Linked DNA regions of Homo sapiens: region 1 is linked to region 2. The links are chromatin contacts, found by Hi-C in ENCODE. All regions are on one chromosome and are shown on one strand. Each heading gives the region's core, a stretch centred on a gene start or an enhancer-like site at or near the end of the contact. The rest is flanking DNA. Distances are from core to core; before and after follow the strand shown. Region 1 holds the start of MIR223HG (MIR223 host gene). Region 2 has its middle 90 kb from the start of EDA2R.

Region 1 (3,912 bases), core at 53-2,552, 710 kb after region 2:
AAGAAAATCACATTCAGTTGAGAAATGTTCACCAGACCCATAGAAAGAAGACATAAATATCTATATGGGATGATATTAAGGGAATTTGAAAGCTCTTCTCTTGGTCTGTTATATTACTTAGAATAACATCATTTTTCCCCATATGAAATGCAAAATCCTCTACTGAAGAGCGTCATCAAGCCACTATTGTTGATGCAAAGGATGGGTCAGTTTTTATGGAGGGAATTGGAGGGAATAGACCAGAAGAATTAGGGGTAAGTAGGTGTCTAGGAATCTCTGAACACTCAGAGTGAGCCAAGTACCTGAAAGAAAAATAGAAGAAAAGAAGAAGTCCTCAGGACCATGCCTAAAAATCCCAGACTGCCTCTAGTATGAGCAGGACCTGTCCTGGGTCAGTTACAGGACAGGTCCTGCTGCTTGATGTCTCAGTCCTCCTAGGATAGAGCAAAAAGAGGACTGACCTGGGAGCCCAGACCCAGCTGTGCTACAGATTCTCTGTATGACTTTGGGCAAGTCCCTTTCTTCCTCTTTCTGGACCTCAGTTTCTTCCATATGTACCTAGTCTCTAAGAGTCTTTCAATTTTGAATCTCTAGGAGTCAAAGATTGGACTAGAAAAGAGGCTTTCATCTTTGAGTCATGCCTCTCAGAGAGTGCTATATGGATTACCACCAGCACTCTCCTCTTGAATGTGTTCAGCCCCACCCACAGTTACATATGCAAAGATTACTCTCATCTTCTTTCTTGACAGAGGGCTGACAATCATGAAAATTAGGAATCTAATAACCATGGGTCTCTAGACAGCATCTATCTAATCATTCTTTTCCTCTTTTTACTTTTTTATTTTGCAAAAGGGGTGAAAAAACTGTGTCCTAGATTGGAGAAAGGACTTACCCAAAGATACACATTGGGTAAATGGTAAAACCAGGACTGCTACTCAGGTTTCCTGACTCCTGGGTCCAAAGGCCATTCCACTTCCATGTGACTATCTCCTAAACATCCTGATTGGATAGAAAATATCCTATCCCCTTTTCCCCTCCATTAGAACCTCTAGGATAAAAGGCCAATGGAAGCCTTCTTCCTCCCACCTTTGACCTTAATCCCTGAGGAGGGTCTGAAGAGAATGGGATGGGCAGATCCAAGCCACCCTTGGCTGCCATGGACTCTGCCCCAGCTTGAGAATCCAAGAAGAGAGGGCAAATGGATACCATACCTGTCAGTGGAGTGGTGCCTTGGTCATGGAGGGGACTCTGATTCCCCAGTGCTGAGCCAACCTGCAGGGGCCAGATGGAATTGGGCTTTCTGCCGTGAGCAAGAAGCTTCTGTGTTTTGAAGGGCCCTTGGTGTCTTCAACAGGAAACAGAAATGAGGAAGATAAGACTGAGGTTAGCCAACGGAAATCTGGATGCAAAATGACAAAACAATGCTGTTGTGAAAGGGTCTGCTACTGCAGCAATAGTAGCAGGCCACTGCCCTGCCTCCACCAACTCCCAGCTGACCTTCAACAGACACTAACTTTCCAAGCTGCAGAGAGAGAGAGAGTAGAAAGCACCTGGCTGCCCTAGGCTCTGCCTGTGGGTCAAGGAGGTTTTCCCAGAATAATTGAGGGAAACCTGGAATACCAGAACTGAGACATTATCTAATGAAAAAACCCGTAGTCAAAATTGAGAAACAGAGCCTCTGAGGGATAAAAGGAAATACTCAGTATCACAAAGCAAATTAGTGGAAAGCTGAAATTTAAACCCATCCCCATGGACTCCAAATCACATGTTCTTTCACTCTGCCAGAATGCCTCCTGGTCCTGGAATACCATTTTACTTCCAACTTCTCTCCTGGCATACAGAACCAGCTACATAATTTGCAAGGCCCAGTAAAAAATGAAAACGATAGGCCCTTTATTTAAAAATTAAGAATATCAAGATGATGACAGCAGAACATTAAACTAAGTGTGGGGTCCTTCTAAGCATGGAGCCCTGTGAAGCTGTACAAGTCATATGCCTATGAAGCTGGCTCTGGGGCACAGTTATGACCACAAGCCACATTCTGTCATCTTGGGGCTTGCTGAAGGAAATAAATAAGGAAATTCACATTTATTGGAGTACTTATGATATTCTTTCATGTGTATTATCTAATTTATTCAACAACTCTCTGGTATGGTATTATTATTCTTATTTATAGGTGAGGAAACTGAGGCACACAGAAATAAAGTGACCTGTCTAAGGAAACAAAACTAGAAAATAATAGAGAAGGCAGATTTTTCACTCAGGTCTAACTCCAAATGTTGAGGTTTTCGTCTACTTTCCCACATTGGCTACAAGGAAGGGAGAAGAAAGTAGTTGACTTTGAGAAAGAAAAATTAGTGCCAGACCCCTAAGTTCAACTGTGACCTTCAGGCTAATGAGGGACATGAAAGGTGTGAAAAGAAGGTGGATGGTTTCTTAATGCCTCATGTTTGCAGTCTCCTGGAAGTCCCCACTAACAGCCAGGAAGATGATGAATTCCCATCATGCAGTGCCCTCCACCATGAATTCTGATGGCATGAAGGATGGGAGGGGCAATGCTTTCAGGTTATACTTTGATAGCTTTCAATGACTGCAGTGCCCAAGTCACAGTCCTCTGTCTACACTAGTGGAAGTATGGCCCTGAGTGATAGTCAAGCCGTGGTAAATAATCTTTTCAAGCTATGTACATTCTTATATACTCAGGCTCAAAAGAAAGACCACATTCTGCGAGCCAAGAGCCCTGGGCCCTAGTCCCCACTCTACTACCTCCCTGGGCATTAGTTTCTCCTTTAATCAACAGAGGTTGGACTAAATGGTCTTGGAGACCACTCCAACTCAAACATTCCCTGGTTCCTTTGTGGCTCTTCGTTACTCACTGTGGGCTTCCCCATGGTTGCAGGACCTGAGGCTCTGTGAAAGCCTGAAATAGGGATTCACTTGCACTAACATCACTCTGTAGAAAACTTCCTTCTACCAGAATAATTTATTGGCTCAGGCCTCAAGACCCCAGATCTAGCTTCTAGAAAGATTCAGTTCTTGTTTCTTTTGGTTTCTGACTAAAGCTTGGAGCGGAAGTAGGGTAGTCCTGCGGGCACTTTGCTAAAATGGGACCCCCTTCTTCCTACGCATACCATAGAGATTAAGTTTAGCTACACACGTTTTTTTCTTCCCTATCAATTAGGGTACTCTACTGGCCTTTTAACAGGGGTTTCTGGAGACAATGTGTTTACCTAAAGTAGTAATTAATGGTATCTATTTTGAGTCCAAAGACAGGGCAATAAAAGAGAGCATTAGGAAACAGAAGGCTCTGAAAATCATACTACCTATGCATATGGCCTGAATGCGAGAAAAGGGAACTGTGCTCAGAGTTCCTCTTTAGCCCACAAACACAAAGTATGCTGGGAAGGGCCAAGTTTCCAATAACAGCACAAAGGGGCTTCTTCTTTTTGATCTGTTGTCCAGGCTTCTGCAGAGAGCAACCAAAAGTCACAAAGTTTTCCCATTTTGTATGATTTCTGCCTTGCCTGTGCTTGTGAAGGGAGATGAGAAAGAAGGGAAAATAGTTGACAAGCGGAGCAAGCAGGCAGTGCTGGGGTCCCACACTGCAGACACACTCATTTGTTTCCGCAGTACTGGAATGGAAAGAACACTGAATCAGAGTCCCTGCATCTTAGACCCTGGGTTATAGACCAAGCTCTGTAACTTATTGATTATGTGACCTTGAACAATCACACACAGCCTGTCTGAGCCTTAGTCCTCACATCAGATTGAAGGATTCTCAGGCTAAAGGGAAATGGAAGACAGGTGTGCACCCCAAGAGCTATGTCACCCTACAGAATATGATAAGTAATTTGACAAAGTCATGAAGTGCCGTCAGATACGTATATAAGATTCTCCCAGGGCAGAAGATGA
Region 2 (4,080 bases), core at 725-3,224:
GTCAATGAGATAAACCTTATAAGTGTGCTAAGGGCTGTCTCTGACACACACTCTGCTAATAGATGTTGTCTATTCAAGTACATAAAGAGAGACGAAGAGCAAAACTTTGTGGAATTTCTTAATCAATGAAGTAAACAGACAACCTACAGAATAGAATAACATATTTGCAAATTAGGCATCCAACAAAAGACTAATATCCAGAATCTACAAGGAGCTCAAACAACTGAACAAGAAACAAACACAAATAACCAATTAAAAAGTGGGCAAAATACATGAACAGACATTTTTCAAAAGAAAGCACATAAGTGGCCAACATAAACATAGGAAAAATTTTATCCCATTCTGTAGGTTACCTGTTCACTCTGACGATAGTTTCTTTTGTTGTGCAGAAGCTCTTTAGTTTAATTAGATCCAATTTGTAAATTCTGGCTTTTGTTGCTATTGCTTTTGGTGTTTTAGTCATGAAGTCTTTGCCCATGCCTATGTCTTGAATGGGATGAACGCTTTTACACTGTTATCGGGAGTGTAAATTAATTCAACCATTGTGGAAGACAGTGTGGTGATTCCTCAAGTATCTAGAACCAGAAATAACATTTGACCCAGCAATTCCATTACTGGGTATATACTCAAAGGATTATAAATCATTCTACTATAAAGACACATGCACATGTATGTTTATTGCAACACTATTTACAATAGCAAAGACTTGGAACCAAGCCAAATGTCCATCAATGATAGACTGGATAAAGAAAATGTGGCACATACACACCATGCAATACTATGCAGCCATAAAAAAGGATGAGTCCATGTCCTTTGCAGGGACATGGATGAAACTGGAAACCATCATTCTCAGCAAACTAACACAGGAGCAGAAAACCAAACACCACATGTTCTCCCTCATAAGTGGGAGTTGAACAGTGAGAACACATGAAAACAGGGAGGGAAACATCACACACTGGAGCCTGTCGGGGTGGGGGAAGAGGAGGGAGAGCATTAGGACAAATACCTAATGCATGAGGGGCTTAAAACCTAGATGATGGGTTGATGGGTGCAGCAAACCACCATGGCACATGTATACCTGTGTAACAAACCTGCACATTCTGCACATGTATCCCAGAACTTAAAGTAAAATTAAAAAAGGAAAACATGCTCAACATCACTAATCATCAGAGAAGAGCAAATGAAAACAACGAGGTACCATCTTATGCCAGTCAGAATGTCTATTAAAAAGTCAGCACAGCTGTTATCTTCATTTTATAGATAAAGAAACTGAGTCTGAAACAGGTTAAGTGCATTGCCTAAGATGACATAGGAAGGATTTAGAGAGGTAAAGATGTGAAACCAGAAAGTCTGGCTCTACAGTTCTGCATTATTGTTATACTATGTTGTCCCTGGCCCGGAGCCCCAACCCCTAAGGCAAGGATTCACCAAATTCTTTGATGAAAGCTATGGACCTTCTCTCCCTACAAGTGCAGAGAAATTTACGTTTTTATTTTTATATACTATTTCAAGGAATTCACTTCCTGACCTTCACCACTGCTACAAACCCTTGTGTATTTCCGGTAGGAATCTCAGATGAAAACTCCTAGCTTTAAAGTTTAAATTCCACCATTCTTAAACTCTGACTCGGCCTCAAACCCTATCAAACCCTATCATTTAACAACCCAGCTCTAGAAAAAGTAGGGCGTGGTTGCGGCACTCATACTGCCCTCTATCGCCGCCTACTGGAATGTCCCTGGTAATGACAACAACATCGCCACACCTGTGGCTTAGAGACCTCTTCGCACTTTCAGGGCGTTTTCACAATAAGGTGCCATCATAGCTCAGGGGTATGAAGCCCCAACTACAGAGGGTGGGGAGTGGAGTCCGGCCTTAAGTCTGTGCCGCCAGTCGTTCCAGCAGAGTCCTTTCCGTCATGCTCTGCTGCACGACGTGTACGGGCGACACCGCCATTTTAGTTTTTTATCAGACTGTCTGCGTCACCAGGAACTATGGCCGCAGCCTTTGGAATTCAGCAGAGGTCGCTGGAGTACATCTTTTTCCTCCCTGACTGTGGTCCTAGGGAAATAATCATGAGCCGCATAAGGACGTTTGGATCAATGATGTCAATGATGGACCACATATATGATGATAGTCCCATAAGATTACCATGGAACTGGAGCTGAAAAATTTCTATAATCTAATTATATCTTTTTTTGTTTGTTTTTAAGAAAGAGTTTTGTTCTTGTCCCCCAGATTGGAGTGCAATGGCACGATCTCGGCTCACTGCAACCTCTGCCTCCCAGGTTCAAGCAATTCTCCTGCCTTAGCCTCCTGTGTAGCTGGGATTACAGGCGCCCGCTACCACGTCTGGCTAATTTTTTTGTGTGTATCTTTAGTAGAGATGGTTTTTCACCATGTTGGCCAGGCTGGTCTCGAACTCTTGACCTCAGGTGATTCGCCTGCCTCGGCCTCCCAAAGTGCTGGGATTACAGGCATGAGCCACCGCGTCTGGCTGCCTAATGATATCTTGATGATCCTGATCCAGTGTAGGGCTAGGCTAATGTGCATATTTCTGTCTCGGTTTTTAACAAAAAAGTTAAAAAGTGAAAAAAAAAAAAAGGAAAGAAAAATGAAAGAAAGAAAAAGATAATTTAAGAAATAGAAAAAAAGCTTATAAAAATAAGGATATAAAGAAAAAATTGTGTACAGCTATACAATATGCTTCCCTTTTAAGCTAAGTGTTCATTACAAATGAATCAAAAAGTTTTTAAAAAAGTAAAAAAAGTTACAGTAAGCTAAGGTAAATTTATTATTGAAGAAATAACTTTTTAAAAAAAATTTAGCCTAGCTCAAGTTTATAGTGTTTATGAAGTCAACAGTAGTGTAATGTCCCAGGCTCTCACATTTCACCCACCACTCACTGACTCACCTAGAATTGTGTCTAGTCCTGTAAGCACCACTCATTAGTAAATGCCCTATAGAAGTGTATCTTTTTTTATCATTCATACCATATTTTTACTGTACCTTTTCTACGTTTAGATACACAAATACTTACCATTGTGTTACAATTGCCTAGAGTATTCAGTACAATGACATGCTTTACAGGTTTGTAGCCTGGGAGCAATAGGCTATACCATGTAGCCTAGGTTATGACATCTAAGTTTGTATCATAGTACATGCTGTGATGTTAGTACAGTGACAAAATTACCTAACAGTGCACTTCTCAGAATGTATCTCTGTCGTTAAGCAAAGAATCACTGGAGAAATCACAACTTTCTAACCTGACCTACTTCCTTCGAAGACTGGATACACTGCTTTAGCATGCACATCTTACAATTCACCATTCCTTGACCTTCTAATGTTGTCTTTTTCATGTTGCCTTTTTCTTTTCTTTTTTTTTTTTTTTTTTAGCTGTAATGTTTGCAAAACTCTGGGGTTCTGAATGTAGAAAAACACAACCCCAGTTTAAGACGTCCTCTTCCGATCCCTCAGTTTCTTGCTGTTCATACTTGCCATCTCCATCTCTGTAGTCTTCCTGATTAACACCTTCCAGCTTCAGATCTGGAAGTAGTAATCCGAGCACTGGACTGGAAATCAGATCAGACCTGTTTCACATTTAAAGCTTTGCCTTTGTATTAGTTCTGTGACAAGTCACTTGACCTCTCTGTGGTCTCAGTTTATGAAATTGGAAGGAGATTGGTTAATATGGGAGGATCTCCATGAGCCTTTTCTGTTTTGGTCTGCTAGGATTCTAAAAGTATTCTCTGTTCTTAATACTGTACTTACAATAGAGTCCACCCCAACTTTATTTATTCATACCCAAATAAATACACAACAAATATTTCTTAAATGAGTGTTGCTTTCCCAGTGCCTTTCAATATGCCTGGCATATAATACGTGTCCAATGATATTGAATAATAAATGAATTTGCCTCGTGCCTGTAATCCCAGCACTTTTGGAGGCCAAGGCGGGCGGATCACAAGGTCAGGAGATCGAGACCATCCTGTGAATGGAGAAACCCGGTCTCTACTAAAAATACAAAAAATTAGCCGGGCGCTGTGGCAGGCGCCTGTAGTCCCAGCTACTCAGGAGGCTGAG

Evidence for each region. Hi-C counts contacts between places; a loop is a spot of excess contacts on that map. Pooled maps may share reads with other maps.
Region 1: a loop to region 2 is called in a map of GM12878, with 4 times the contacts of the local background. The contact joins the promoter of MIR223HG here to the enhancer-like site in region 2. A Hi-C loop is called at or near these places in 2 of 168 maps with a recorded cell type or tissue (GM12878 and K562), 14 of 37 single-sample maps with no recorded cell type and 9 of 50 pooled maps.

The regions. Positions count from the first base shown.
Region 1 is chrX:66,012,851-66,016,762 of GRCh38, reverse strand. MIR223HG (MIR223 host gene) reads right to left here and starts at 1,302. Exons shown (of 3, transcript NR_170299.1): 1 at 1,212-1,302. RefSeq lists an enhancer at 3,444-3,513.
Region 2 is chrX:66,726,830-66,730,909 of GRCh38, reverse strand. No RefSeq gene overlaps it. Among named protein-coding and RNA genes, the nearest start is that of EDA2R, 90 kb to the right of the region's middle. Within about 2 kb of position 1,974, at least 9 of the 41 ENCODE cell types and tissues checked have a DNase peak (open chromatin) inside an H3K27ac peak, as active enhancers do.